2 separate regions of the Homo sapiens genome follow, and region 2 is linked to region 1. Evidence: read pairs that join two places in POLR2A ChIA-PET (ENCODE). Cell type or tissue: Panc1. All regions are shown on one strand.

Region 1 (8,000 bases):
GCAATTCTCCTGCCTCAGCCTCCTGAGTAGCTGGGATTACAGGCACGCACCACCACACCCAGCTAATTTTTGTATTTTTAGTAGAGATGGGGTTTCACTGTGTTTCCCAGGCTGGTCTCGAACTCCTGACCTCGTGATCCACCTGCCTCGGCCTCCCAAAGTACTGGGATTACAAGCGTGAGCCACCATGCCCGGCACAAGGGAACTTTATGTATGCTATCATCCATCTCACGTGGCTTCAGTTTAAACATTTGCTCTACAAAAAGATGGGCATAGTGGCTGCTCTCTCTGTTTAAAGATGTGAAGGATGTACAGCCCTGATACTTCCCAGAAGGGTCTGTAAGAGACACCGTGACTTTGGCCTTGCCCTTGCCCTACATTGCTTTTAGCCTTGAAATTTTGACTCAGCAATATCAGAGCCCTAAAATGTGCTGGATATTTTCAAATATGTTACTTGATTTTACTCTCTGTATTAGTTTCCTGAGGCTGCCAACCACAAACTTGGTAGCTTAAAACAGCAAACATTTATTGTCTCACAGTTCTGGAGGCTAGAAGTCCAAAATTCACTTATTGGCAGAACTGTCCTCTCTCTGGAGGCACTAGGAGAGAATCTGTACCTTGCCTCTTCCAGCTTCTGGCTGCTGCCACAGCATTCCTGAGCTTGTGGTCATTTTTATTTATTTAATTTTTTAATTTTTTGAGGCAGGGTCTCACTCTATCTCCCAGCCTGAGTGCAGTGTGATCATGGCTCACTGCAGCCTCGAACTTCCAGGCTAATGCAATCCTCCCACCTCAGCCTGCCAAGTAGCTGGGACTACAGCTGTGCGCCACCATGCCTTGCTATTTATTTATTAATAGAGATGGGATCTCGCTATGTTGCTTAGGCTGGTCTCGAATTCCTGGATGCAAGTGATCCTCCCCCTCAGCCTCCCACAGTGTTGGGATACAGGTGTGAGCCACTGTACCTGGCCTCTTATAAGGATTTATAAGGAAAGATTGTCTCTGGATTTAGGATCCACCCAGATAATACAGGAGAATCTCCTCATCTTCAAATCTTTAACTTAATTACGTCTGCAAAAATTCTTTTTCCAAATAAGGTAACATCTATAGATTCTGGGGATTATGAGGTGGACATAGCATTTGGGGGACCACCATTCAACCCACTGCACTCTCACAACCTTGTGGAGCAGATCCCCTTTCAAGAACTCCCCCAGAGTTTCTTGCTTAAGAACACTGTAATAGATGAGCTGCCATTCAAAGTAAGGTCTCGGACAGTCGCAGTGGCTCACACCTGTAATCCCGGCACTTTGGGAGGCTGAGGCAGGTGGATCACTTGAGGTCAGGAGTTCGAGACCAGCCTGGCGAACACGGTGAAACCCGTCTCTACTAAAAATACAAAAAAAAAAAAAAAAAAATTAGCCGGGCATGGTGACAAGCGCCTGTAATCCCAGCTACTCGGGAGGCTGAGGCATGAGAATCGCTTGAATCTGAGAGGTGGAAGTTGCAGTGAGCGGAGATCGTGCCACTGCACTCCAGCCTGAGTGACAGAGCGAGACTCCGTCTCACAAAAAAACAAAGTAGGGTCTCTGGTCGAATTCCAGTGCTCCTTCAATTATGCCACACCTTGTTGACATCGCCATAGAACAGTAATAATACGGACATACCTCATTTTATTGCATTTGCTTTATTGTGCTTCACAGATATTGCCTATTTTATAAATGGAAAGTTTGTGGCAACTGTGTTTTGAGCAAGTCTACAGGTGCCGTTGTTCCAGTAGCATATGCTCGCTTGAAGTCTCTGTGTCACATTTTGGTAGTTTTCACAATATTTCAACCCTTTTCATTATTTTATATCTGTTATGGTGATCCGTGATCAGTGATTTTTGATGTCCCTATTCTAATTATTTGGGGCCACCACAAACAACATCCATATAAGACGGAAAACACAATAAATAAATGTGTGTGTTCTGACTGTCCCACTGACTGGCAATGCCCTGTCTCCCTCCCTCTCTTCAGGCCTCCCTATTCCTTGAGATACAACAATATTGAAATTCCCTGACACAAAATAATATTGAACAGTTAATAGCCCTACATAATGGCCTCTAAGTGCTCAAGTGAAAGGAAGAGTCCCAGGCCAGGCATGGTAGCTTGCGCCTGTAATATCAGCAATTTGGGAGGCTAAGACTGGAGGATTGCTTGAGCTCAGGAGTTTGGACCAGCCTGGGCAACATAGTGAGACAAAAAATAAAATTAGCTGGGCGTGGTGGCACATGCCTGTGGTCCCAGCTACTTGGGAGGTTGAGGTGGGTGGGTCATGTGAGCCCAAGAAGTTGAGGCTACAGTGAGCTGAGATTGTGCCATTGCACTACAGCCTGGGCAACACAGCAGATCCCCATCTCCAAAAAAATAAAAATAAACAAAGGAAGAGTCCCACATCTCCTACTTTAAATCAAAAGTTGGAAATGATTGGCTGGACGCGGTGGCTCATGCCTATCATCCCAACATTTTGGGAGGCCAAGGTGGGAGGCCTGCTTGAGCCCAGGAGTTGGAGACCAGCCTGGGAAACAAGGCAAGACCCCATCTCTACAAAATTTTAAAAATTAGTTGGGTGTGGTGGCACACACCTGTGGTCCCAGCTACTCAGGAGGTTGAAATGGGAGGATTGCTTGAGCCCAGGAGGTCGAGGCTGCAGTGAGCCATGATTGCGCCACTGCACTCCAGCCTGAGCAACAGGGCAAGACCCTGTCTCAAAAAATATGTAAAAATGAAAGAAAGAAAGGAAGAATCAATTGATGTGGCAAACTTCTCTGTTGTTTTATTTTATAAAATTGCCACAGTCACTCCAACCTTCAGCAACCACCATCCTGATCAGTCAGCAGCCATCAACATGGAGGAAGAGCCTCCACCAGCAAGAAGATTATGATTCAGTGAAGGTTCAGATGATGGTTGGCATTTTTAACAATAAAGTATTCTTAAATTAAGGTATATGCATTGTTTTTTAGACATAATGCCACTGTGTACTTAATAGATTATAGTATAGGCTGGGTCCAGTGGCCTGTAATCCCAACACTTTGGGAGGCCAAGGCAGGAAGGTTGCTTGAACCCAGGAGCTCAAGACCAGCCTGGGCATCATAATGAGACCTCGTCTCTCCGAAGATCAGAAAACTAGCTGGTCATGGTGGCTTGCATCTGTAGTGCCAGCTACTGGGGGCACTGAGGTGGGAGAATCACCTGAGCCCAGGAGGTCAAGGCTGCAGTGAGCCATGAACCCCAAGCCACTACACTTCAGCTTCAGTGAGTATAGTATAGTGCAAACATAACTTTTGTACGCAATAGGAAACCAAAAAATTCATGTGCCTTACTTTATTGTGATATTCGCTTTATCGTGATGGTCTAAAACTGAACTCACAGTATCTGTGAGATATGCCTGGACTAATATCCAATGTTGATTGAGCTTTTTCTAAGTCCCAGGTGCTGCCACAAGTACTTTTTATTCCATTTTATTTATTTATTTATTTATTTATTTATTTATTTTTGAGACTGAGTCTCGCTTTGTTGCCCAGGGTGGAGTGCAGTGGCACAATCTCGTCTCACAGCATCCTCTGCCTCCCAAGTGATTCTCCTGCCTTAGCTTCCTGAGTAGCTGGTATTACAGGTGCCTGACACCACATCCAGCTAATTTTTTTTGTATTTTTTGTAGAGACAGGTTTCTTTGCCATGTTGCCTGGGCTGGTCTCAAACTCCTGGCCTCAAGTGATCCACCCGCCTTGGCCTCCCAAAGTGCTGGGATTACAGGCATGAGCCACCACACCTGGCCTTTTTTCTTTTTTTTTTTTTTGAGACAGTGTCTCACTTTGTTGCATAGGCTGGAGTACAGTGGTGTGATCACAGCTCACTGCAGCCTCAACCTGCGCTCAAGTCATCCTCTCATCTCAGTCCCCCGAGTAGCTGGGACTACAGGCCGGTACAACCATGCCTGGCTAATTTAAAATTTTTTGTTGAGACAAGGTCTTATTATGTTGCCCAGGCAACATAATAATAGTGAATTTGAGCTCAAGTGAGCTCAAGTGATCTGCCCACCTAGGCCTCCCAAAGCACTGGGATTACACGCATGAGCCACCGTGCCCAGCCAGGTCTTTTTAAAATATCTCCATGTCTCTGTTCCATATATTCAATCTTTCCACTAGCTTCTTTAACACATACAATAGGGTTACAACCACTGTTTTAAGTCTTTGCCTACTATTTCTACCATCTCTGGTTTTGTTTATCATCTATCATCATAATTTCTGGATCAGTTTCTACCGATTAATTATTTTCCTCCTGTGGGCTGTATTTTTCCACTTTTTTTGCAAGCATTATAGTCCTAGACAAACTCCTCAGCTTTTTTTATAGGCATGGTTAAGTAACTTGAAAAGTTTGATTCTTTCACTGCTTGCTTCTTTTTTTTTTTCTTTTTCTTTTTTTTTTTTTTTTTTGAGACAGAGTCTCACTCTGTCGCCCAGGCTGGAGTGCAGTGGTGTGATTTCAGCTCACTGCAACCTCTGCCGCCTGGGTTCAAATGACTCTCCTGCCTCAGCCTGCCAGGTAACAGAGGTTACAGGCATGGGCCACCACTCCTGGCTAATTTTTTGTATTTTTATTAGAGATAGGGTTTCACTATGTAGGCCAGGCTGGTCTCAAACTCCTGACCTCAAATGATCCGCCCACCTCAGCCTCCCAACGTGCTGGGATTACAGGTGTGAGCCACCGCGCCCGGCCCTGCTTGCTTTTAAGCTTTAAGTAGAACCAGAACAGTATTTAATTTAGGGTAAATTTTCTCCACTGCTAATGCAAGACCTTTTTACTCTGAGTCCCTGTGAATTATAAGGTCTTTCTCTCTGGCTGTTGGGAATATGCACTTTTCCTGGTCCTGATCTCTGGACACTGTTCCTACTAATCTTTTCTCTACCCAGCTTTGGGTGGTTTCCTCGCATATGTGCACTGATGAGTACGGCACTGAATACTCAAGAGGGACCTCATGCAGATCTCCAGAGTCTTCTCTCTGTGGAGTCCTCTCTTCTCTGATACTCTGCCTTGAAACTCTTGTTGTTTGGCTTCCTGGGATTCCCAGATCTTTCTCTTCAATTCAAGGTAACTCCCAGTCTCTGCCTGGGTTCCCCTCCCTGCACCAGGCCTTGAATATCTTCTCCAGTCAGCAAGCTGGAGTAATCATAGGACCTATCTCATTTGCTCCCTGTCTCTGAGTTCCTTGTCCTTAGTTGCCTAATGTACAATGTGTTGAGATCTGTTGTTTCACATATTTTGTCCAGTTTTTCGTTGTTTCAGGTAGAAGGGTAAATCCAGTGTCTGTTACTCCATTTTGCCCAAAAAGGGACATCTCTAGGGATATTTATCACAATTGCTTTGAAGTTCTGCTCTCCATATCCTCTTTCCTCCAAGAAACATTCTGTTATTTTTGTTTCTTCCTATTATTTAATTTAATTAATTAATCTATTTATTTATTTATTTATTTATTTATTTTTGAGACAGGATCTCACTCTGTCACCCAAGCTGGAGTGCAGTGGTGTGATCTCAGCTCACTGCAGCCTCCACCTCCTGGGCTCAAGCAATCCTCGTGGCTCAGGCTCCCCAGTAGCTGGGACCACAGGCACATGCCACCGTGCCTGGCCATTTGTTTGTTCCTAATTTTAACATTATAAGCTTTCTTCAAATGTCTGTCTCTTGGCTGCGCACAGTGGCTCATGCCTATAATCCCAGCCCTTTGGGAGGCTGATGCGGCAGATCACTTGAGCCCAGGAGTTCAAGACCAGCCTAGGCAACATGGCGAAACCCCATTTCTACTAAAAATAGAAAAATTAGCTAGGCGTAGTGGCACACACCTGTAGTCCCAGCCACTTGGGAGGCTGAGGTGGGAGGATCACCTGAGTCCAGGAGGCAGAGGTTGCAGTGAACCAAGATCATGCCACTGCACTTCAGCCTGGGTGACAGAGTAAGATCCTGTCTCAAAAAAAAAAAAAAAGTAAGTTACTGAAAACAGCAAAAGAGCTGATTTGAACCTCTGTATAGGTATAGCAGAGCTTGCCGGTTACATCTCTAATATTCACTTTCTCCCTCTCTCTTAAAGAACACAATTGTGTGGAGATGGTATTATGCCCAGCACACACACACACAAACAAACACAAAAGCAATTACATTTTCCAGTCTCTCTTGTATACTGTGTAGAGGTGTGGCCATATGTCACAATTCTAGCCAACAAAATGTAAACAGATGTCATTGGTTGGGACTTCTGGGGAAGTCCCTTAAAATGAAGTGTATCTATTTTCTATTAGTGAATGACAAACCACTCCAAAACATAGAGGGGTTTTATTTATTTATTTTTCATTTTTCTATTTCAAACTACAATCATCAATAGAACAGAGAGGTTTAAAACATCATTATTTACTCATGATTCTGCAATTCGGGCAGGTCTCCACTGAGCAATCCTGGGGTCACTCACTCGGCTGGGTCATCTGGTAGTTCATTTGGGGCTTGATAGCCTCCTCTATTCCCCCTCTCATAACCTCTCCAGTGGAATTGCCTGGTTTTCTTTTATGGCAGTGGAAGCATTCCAAGAGAGCAAGGCCCATGCACAAATGCTTATGAAGCCTTGGCTTGTGTCATATTTGTTGATGTCCCATTGGCAAACAAGTCACATCACCAAGCCCAAAGTCAAAGTCGCAGAGGGCTATGCGGTTCTATCATTGAGCAGTGAAGCAGCCTACAGCTACTCTGGGAAGCATTCGTGTCGCCAGATGTGGAGGCAACCCTGGAGTTGGTGAAGGAGGCAGTTTTTTGGTAAGCCTGGAAGTAGTTGTAACACCACTTGCTCGATATGGGACCCTCTTAGGACATACCAAAGGTCTTGTGCTCAGAACAATCACATAGAATAGCAAGTTGGGAACTTTTCTATATATAATCCTCAAGCCTTTAGTTAAATGTTGATGCATATTATCCCTGGCATTAGCATGGTGTGTCCATGCTCAGACCAAAGTAATAAAGAGGAAAAAAAATCCCACCAGTAACGTCCATTGATGGTAGTTCTACATAGACCCTAGGAAAATCATGATCCGGGAAATGCAGCAATTTGAACAATGGGCCAAGTGGTACTGATTAGCCTGGAGCAAGGTAATGATTTAAAAAAAAAAAAAGGCTGGAACAAAGAATGATTCACACTACAAGTACACCACCACCAATCCCAAGGACTCCCAGAAGCAGCTGAAAAAGACTTTGATGGAGAGGGAAGTCAAAGTTCTTAGGCCAAGTAGATATGGACTTAGTGCATCAAGTAAGTTTGGATCAATATCAAAGTAAAAAAGGGAGACTGTTGTAGACTAAGAGACTAAAGCTGTTTTTCTCAAATTTTGATGAATTTTAGAAATGCCTGAGGAAGATTTTTAAAACCCAATGGTCAGACCACACCCAAAACAGTTAAATTAAGGTCTCTAGGGATGGAGCCCATATTTCTTAAGGCTACTTGACTGATTGATTCCAAAATGTGACCAAGGTGAGAATCTCTGAACTGAAGAAAACCTAACAACCAAGTGTAATGCATGAACTTTGATTGGACTTTTTAAAAAGACCATAAAATACATTTGTGGAACAATTGTCAAAATAGATAATACATTACATGTAATATTTTAGATTTGTTAATTTTTTTTCTTTTTTTGAGACAGAGCCTCTCTCTGTTGCCCAGGCTGGAGTGCAATGGCACGATCTTGGCTCACTGCAACCTCCACCTCCCAGGTTCAAGCAATTCTCCTGCCTCAGCCTCCCAGGTAGAGGGCACTACAGGCACACACCACCATGCCTGGCTAATTTTTGTATTTTTAGTAGAGATGGGGTTTCACTATATGGCCAGGCTGGTCTCAAATTCCTGACCTCAAGTGATCCACAAGCCTCGGCCTCCCAAAGTGCTGGGATTACAGGCGTGAGCCACCATGCCCAGCCTAGATTTGTTAATTT
Region 2 (8,000 bases), 350 kb after region 1:
TTGATTCTCAGCCTGGGATTCATGGTACTTGTGGAGAGTACAGATGAACACACAAATGACCATGCCCTTCATTTGATTCAGTAGAGGGGTGGTATGAGCTTTCGTTCTCACATCTTCTCCTTCAATAATCTCATTAACTCCCAGTGCTTCATTTACCATTTCTACGTGAAATAGTCTCACATTGTACATTTTTAGACACTATCTCCCTACTGAAAGCCAAGCATCTAAAGCATACTGCTGGGAGAAGACAAGCAGGGAGCTAGGTAAGTAGATAGGGAACTGGAAGTCTGGCAGCAGAATTCCAAGTGTTTGGTCCCCAAATCCAGGACCAGGACTCTAATTCCAAGGAGACTGGTGAGAGAAAAGAATAATGGGAGTCTTTAAAGAATCAAAGTACAAAAACTTGTACTTTGACAGGGACTTGACCAAAAGGAACCAAGCAAGAGCCAATTCTAAAAAGAATTGGGGGGCCAGGTCGAGCGCAGTGGCTCACACCTGTAATACCAGCACTTTGGGAGGCCGAAGTGGAAGGATCACTTGAGGTCAGGAGTTCAAGACCAGCTGGGCAGCACGGTGAAACCCCGCCTCTACTAAAAATACAAAAAATTAGCCAAGTGTGGTGGTGGGCACCTTTAATCCCAGATACTTGGGAGGCTGAGGCAGGAGAATCACTTGAATCCGGGAGGCGGAGGCTGCAGTAAGCCGAGATGGCGCCATTGCACTCCAGCCTGGGCAACAGGACTGAGACTCCGTCTCAAACAAACAAACAAAAACACACAACCACACAAAACAACTGGGGGCCAAAGTCAGACGGGGACTAGCTTTAAGGCTGACTTGATGCCGACTCCCAGAAGCCTGGATCAGGCTCTTAAATCTCATACCACGTCATCCCCGTTACATGCAGGATGACTTCACAGAACCCGTCATAAGGCACTAGAGGACAGAGCTCAGCAGGGCTTCACAGCTCGGCGTGTCTGTGCCCTGCTTGCCTAGCAAGTTGAAAGCATGTGATAAGCTGAAAGGATGCAGACCAGACACTCCTAACACTTTTTGGGTCACTCACTGAGAGACCAAATAGCCATTTCTCCCTTCACCCTTGTTACAGAATTCATATTTTGTTCAGAGGACTGGTGGAGATCTGATGTTATCAGGGAAGGTAAATCCCCTCCCTTTGCCCCAGGGGCTGAATCAAAAGCAATTATACAAATCCCATTCCTCATTGATGGGAATGATCTAGAGGTGGGCATGTGACCTATTGCTAGCCAAAAAAAACATAAGGGGTTTTCTGAGGGAAAGTGCCTGATTTTCCTGGTGACATGCTTGAGCCACTGAAAGAATGCTGAAACTTCCAGCCTCTTACTTTGCTAAATGAATATCAAAGTCCTTGTGATTTAAGTCACTATTAGTCAGATTCTCTGTTAACTGCAGCTAAAAGTTCTCCTGACCTGCTGACCCACTTGATAATCAGATTAAAACTGTGAGTCCTATATCCTGCAACCTCTATTATATGGGTACATAGAGTATTTTGCCTATAATTTTTTAAGGTTCACAGACTTCAGATCAAGAATCCTTATGCAAGACCAGTAGTCCTCAAAAAGTGGTCCCCATACCAGCAGCATGAGCATCATCTAGGAGCTTGTTACACGTGTATCTTCTCCAGCCCTACCCCAGATCTACTGAATCACAATCTCTGGGAATGGGAGCCAGGAGTGGTGGCATGCACCTGTAATCCCAGCACTTTGGGAGGCTGAGGTGGGCGGATCACTTGAGATCAGGAGTTGCAGACCAGCCTGGCCAACATGGTGAAACCTCGTCTGTACTAAAAACACAAAAATTAGCTGGGCATGGTGGTGTGTACCTGTAATCCCAGCTACTCGGGAGGCTGAGGCAGGAGAATCACTTGAACCCAGAAAGCGGAGGTTGCAGTGAGCCAAGATTGTGCCATTGCACTCCAGCCTGGGTAAAAGAGTGAGACTTTGTCTCAAATAAAAAGAAACACTGGGAGAAACTGGGGATGGGGCCCAACAATGTATATTTTACAGACTAATGATACGATTCATGATAAAATCTGAGGACCACTGCTTTGAGCCCAGCATTATTCAATAGAACTTCCTGTGATAATAGAAATGTTTACATCTGTGCTGTCCAGTATGGTTTCCACTAGCAACATATGTCTACTGAGCACTTGTGGCTAGTACAACTCAGAAACTGAATTTTTAATTTTACTTGGTTTTAATTTATTAAAATTTAAATAACTGCCTATGGCTAATGACTACTGTATTGGACAGTGCAGCTCTAGATAACTTGGTTTTATTAAAATTTAAATAACTGCCTATGGCTAATGACTACTGTATTGGACAGTGCAGCTCTAGATAAACATAAGGTATTTTATATTATCAGATAACTCCTGGTACTGAACTACAAAATAAAGAAGTGGTTCTCAAACTTCAGTATGCATCAGAATCACCGGAAAGCTTGGTAAAACACAGACTGAAGGCTCCCAGCCTAGAATTTGTGATTCAGTAGCTCTGGCTTGGGGGCCTGAGAATTTGCATTTCTCAGGGGATCTTACGTGATGTTGGTGCTGTTGGTCCAGGGATGGCACTTTGAGAACTACTGAAATAAGGAAAACTTGCTGTCTTCCTATAACCTGTACCTTGGGCCCAGCAGGTGCTTATTATTGAAAGAATGATGGCTACCCTCTAATAAAGGAACACTTTTGGAAGTGTCTACTGTGTTCCAGAGACCATGATTACCTCCTCATAATCATCAGGTGGCAGGCTGTACGTTTTGAAAGAGATTCACAGAAAGGTTTGCTCAAGGCACTCAAGTCTTATTGCTTACTTCTCTGTATTTTAAAGTATTAATTCATAAATTGTTTAGATCTAGGCAAGTTTGTGAAAGAATATGTGATACTAGTACAGACCATATGTACTGTACTGTATCATATCATATGTATTGTATCATATATGACATATATATTATATATATATACATACAGAATTGCTGAAAACTAAAATGTTCAAGAGTTAAAAAGGCTTTTGACACTGCAATGGTGGCATGAACGACAACAGGACTGGTCATCTGGAGTGGGGGCTAGGCTTTCTCTAACACCACAAAGGAAATCATCTATGCCAAAGACCTGGTCTGGACAGCAATACAGCTTTCAAGCATTAATGGGAAAGGCAAGAATCAAGGACAAACACACAGGGGACTTTTCTGAAGGTCAAAAAAGCAACAATAAATACCAAACCCAGAAAAGCTTTTAAATCTGACCTTTTCCTGTGCTGAAGCCATTCGCCTTCCAGCATCTTCAATCTAATAGACTGAAGTGGGCTGAAATGGCTCTTAGGAGAGAACTGGGGCTAGTCTTTTCCTTAATGCTGCCTCTTCACCACTACTCAAGCAGCAGCAGCATTACTGGTAATTACATCATTATACCATAATGGAACACATGCGGTGCAAGTGAAACAGCCTGGCGGCTCCCCAGTTGAGGAGAGAAGAAAAGGACTCCACTTTCACTGTTCAATTTCTATTAACTCTCTAGGTTCTGGCTTATTTTCAAAGGCAAACCACCTTTATGACATTTCACAATCTTAAAACAGAGACCACAGACGTGGAGCTTACTTAAAGATCAGGAGTGAAGTTAATGCATTAGTGTAATAGAGATCCTCCACGGGAATAGGGATTAGGAGATGTGGGTCCAGTTCTGGCTTTGCTAAAAGCACTTTATGTGACTTGAGGGAAACCATATTTACATCTTTTAGGTTTCAGTTTCCTCATCTATAAACAACAGCAAAGTTTCTGGGCAGGGGATCCCAAAACGTCCCTGTGGGCAATTTGAGATTGGCACGAATGATCACAAGAGCTCTCCCACCCAACTGTAACCTTCTGTTATCAAAAAAGATTCCATGAACAGGAGAGACAGGAGTGAAATAGTATTTGGAAGGCCAACTCTATTTGATCTTCACCAGTTAACCAGATGAGAATTCTTGCCTCTACTCTGACCCATGTATCAGTGTCAGGTCATCTTTATCAACATCCACAGCAACATTTCAAGAGACCAAGCTCAGGCGGGGCATGATGGCGCATGCCTGTAATCCCAGTGCTTTAAGAGGCTGAGACAGTAACATCACTTGAGCCCAGGAGTCCGAGGCTATAGTGAGCTATGATTGCGCCACCGCTCTTCAGCCTGGGAAACAGAGAGAGACCCTGTCTCACTTAAAAAAAAAAAAAAAAAAAAAAAAGACCAAGCTCAGAACTCATTAAATGATCACAGGTCTTCTCAGAGAGAGAAAGTACACAGAAGTACCAAGTATACTGAGATTAAAATGAGGCAACTGAGGTTCTTGATGTCACAAACTCCTTATAGGACCCTGGCTGGGTCAGTCACTTAACCTTAGCCAACTCATCTTTAAGACACAGTGGCTGGGTGTGGTGGCTCGTGGCTCATGCCTGTAATCCCAGCCCTTTGGAAGGCCGAGGCAGGTGGATCACTTGAGGTCAGGAGTTCAAGACCAGACTGGCCAACATGGTGAAAGCCCGTCTCTAATAAAAATACAAAAATTAGCTGGGTGTGGTGGTGTGTGCCTGTAATCCCAGCTACTCAGGAGGCTGAAGCAGGAGAATCACTGGAACCTGGGAAGTGGTGGTTGCAGTAAGCCAAGATCATGTCACTGCACTCTAGCCTGGGTGAAAGAGCAAGACTCCATCTCAAAAAAAAAGAAAAAAAAAAAAAAGACACAGTGGTGGAAGGGGTGATGTTTAGAAATTAGACCCCTTCAGCTCAAGCAGTTTATGATTTTGTTATCTCTGTACAAGTTTCAAATGCTACTACTGGATATTGGGGCACTTGAGGGTGAGAGGTTAGTACTAACAACATGGTAACAATGCCAAATCCTGCAAGACAGAAATGTTTATGTTTTCTTATAGTATTCTTAAGGTTTTCTCACATGCAAGGAAAAAAATATTACCTATAGCAGACCTCAAGAATCAAAACATGCAAAACTACATATTAATTGTTTCATATCTCAGAATCTTCCCTTTTTAGCATCCCAAAAGAAAGTCAAATTATGTTCTTTCTGGTTGTCTTCTGGTCCACCTATAGTAGGTATAAGACTTTGGTTTTGAGCAATTAAGTTAGCCTAGATACCATGAATGACACTCCCAAAGAAAACAACTTAAAAGCTAAATAAAATATTCTTAAATAGTAATTTTGAAAATGAGTCATGCTGTCAAGAAGTAAGGAATCTGTAGAGAACAAAAGTTAAATGAAAGCAGGTGGAAGCAACCTGAATATTCACTGACAAAGAGTGGATTAAAAAATGTGGTTTATAGATACAATGGAATATGATTTCAGCCTTAAAAGGAATGGCATTCTGAAATGTTACAATATGGATGAATTTTGAAGACTTACGCTAAGTGAAATAAGCTGGTCACAAAAGGACAAATACTGTATGATCCCATTTATATAACATACCTAGAATCAAATTCATAAGGACAAAAAGTAGAACAATGGTTGCCAGGGATTAGGGGTTGGTGAGTAGGGGGTAATAGGGAGTTTCTGTTTAATGGGTACACAGTTCCAGTTTTGTAAGATGAGAAGTTCTGGAGATGGATGGTGGTGATGGTCATGCAACAATGTGAATGTATTTAATGCCACTGAATTGTTCACTTAAAAATAATTTTGATGTTATATATGTTTCATTCACCACAATAAAAAAAATAAGTGAAAGCAGAAATTCTGGAAAGAAAGAGAGCACTAAAACCATTTTTTGCCCTGAGGTTATTTATGTAACAAACACTAGTGACAATTGTGATGACTGTTTCAAGTGTGGGCAATACATCTACAGCACTGAAAGGAACCATAAAAAAACTGACCTGTCTTGACCACTAGAAAAGAAGTAATGTCTTTTGGTTCCAAAAGCAATGGCAACAAAAGCCAAAATTGACAAATGGGATCTAACTAAACTAAAGAGCTTCTGTACAGCAAAAGACACTACCATCAGAATGAACAGGCAACCTACAGAATGGGAGAAAATTTTTGCAATCTACTCATCTGACAAAGGGCTAATATCCAGAATCTACAAAGAACTCAAACAAATTTACAAGAAAAAAACAAACAACCCCATCAAAAACTGGGCGAAGGATATGAACAGACACTTCTCAAAAGAAGATATTTATGCAGCCAACAGACACTTCTCAAAAGACATTTATGCAGCCAACAGACACATGAAAAAATGCTCATCATCACTGGCCAGACAAATGCAAATCAAAACCACAATGAGATACCATCTCACACCAGTTAGAATGGTGATCATTAAAAAGTCAGGAAACAACAGGTGCTGGAGAGGATGTGGAGAAATAGGAACACTTTTACACTGTTGGTGGGGCTGTAAACTGGTTCAACCATTGTGGAAGACACTGTGGCAATTCCTCAAGGATCTAGAACTAGAAATACCATTTGATCCAGCCATCCCATTACTGGGTATATACCCAAAGGATTATAAATCTTGCTGCTATAAAGACACATGTACATGTATGTTTATTGCGGCACTATTCACAATAGCAAAGACTTGGAACCAACCCAAATGTCCATCAATGATAGACTGGATTAAGAAAATGTGGCACATATACACCATGGAATACTATGCAGCCATAAAAAAGGATGAGTTCATGTCCTTTGTAGGGACATGGATGAAGCTGGAAACCATCATTCTCAGTCAACTATTGCAGGGACAAAAAACCAAACACCGCATGTTCTCACTCATAGGTGGGAATTGAACAATGAGAACACTTGGACACAGGAAGGGGAACATCACACACCGGGGCCTGTTGTGGGGTGGGGGGAGGGGAGAGGGATAGCATTAGGAGATATACCTAATGTAAACGACAAGTTAATGGGTGCAGCACACCAACATGACACATGTACACATATGTAACAAACCTGCATGTTGTGCACATGTACCCTAGAACTTAAAATATAATAATAATAATAATAATAATAATAATAATAATAAAGTGACCAAAAAAAAAAAAAAGAAGTAATGTCTTTCCTAAAAGTCTGTAATCAAAATCTGGCTCTAATGCAAGTTTGTGATCAAATTCATGATACTTCAAGTGAAGATCTAAAAGTAGTCCAGGATTAATAATGTCCTGAGGCTACTGGAGGCAGCAGCCTCTAATCCATTCTGGTAGAATAAATGTTTAACCTAGGCCTCAAATAGCTTCCACAGGTAAAGTCCTAAGGAACACTTGCTGTTAAAAGTAAAACAAAAACATATATGGAAATAAGCCATAATACCATAATGAATGACAGCCAGGAAAAACTGATGACAGAATCGTATCTTCAAAGACTTCACATGTTGGAATTAGAGACAGAATATAAAATTTTTAAGATTTAGAAGAGAAGCTTGAAAAAATTAGCAAACGAGAGTATAAAAAAGAACTAAATACTTTTGAAAACAAACCAAACTGAATGTCCAAAAATGAAAATTACAATTGAAATGAAAAAGTCCATGGTCAAGTTAAACAGATTAAATAGAGCTAAAGAGTTAGTCAACTGGAAGAGCAATCCAAAGAAATTCCATAGAATGTGACCAAGAACTAAAGATATGAAAAAATCAGAGTTTAAGAGACGTGGATGATAGAGTAAGAGGGTCTAACATATATCTAATCTTGTAACTGAAGTTCAATAATTAAATAAGAGAGGATGGAGTATTATTCTATGCCTGCCTTTGGCTGGTATGTTTTCAGAACCATTGAAAGAATACCAAACCGCATATCCAGTAAGCTAAACAAATGTCAAGCAGGATAAATAGAAACCACATATGGTAATGAAATTGAATACCAAAGACAAAAAAGAAGACATTAAAAGAGAAACAAGAGATCACCTGCAGAAGAATGGCAATTAGACTATCAGCTAACTCCTGAACAGCAACAGTGAAATCTAGAAGATCACAGAATAATTTTTCAATGTGCTAAGAAAAAATAACTTTCAA

What was found. ChIA-PET counts read pairs that join two places held together with the same protein. Peaks named below come from ENCODE experiments on the same cell type or tissue, not always from the same donor. Only the 100,000 strongest peaks of a DNase experiment are listed, where the experiment ranks them.
Region 2: POLR2A ChIA-PET joins it to region 1 with 8 read pairs; 2 of 35 experiments call an interaction of 5 or more read pairs at or near these places.

Annotation. Positions count from the first base shown.
Region 1 is chr11:78,004,282-78,012,281 of GRCh38, forward strand. No RefSeq gene overlaps it. Among named protein-coding and RNA genes, the nearest start is that of INTS4, 14 kb to the left of the region's middle. In Panc1, no CTCF peak of the experiment used is centred here; no DNase peak of the experiment used is centred here.
Region 2 is chr11:78,351,458-78,359,457 of GRCh38, forward strand. All of the region lies in intron 1 of GAB2 (GRB2 associated binding protein 2), which reads right to left. Among named protein-coding and RNA genes, the nearest start is that of GAB2, 62 kb to the right of the region's middle. RefSeq lists an enhancer at 3,697-3,846. In Panc1, no CTCF peak of the experiment used is centred here; no DNase peak of the experiment used is centred here; H3K27ac peaks cover 1,248 bases.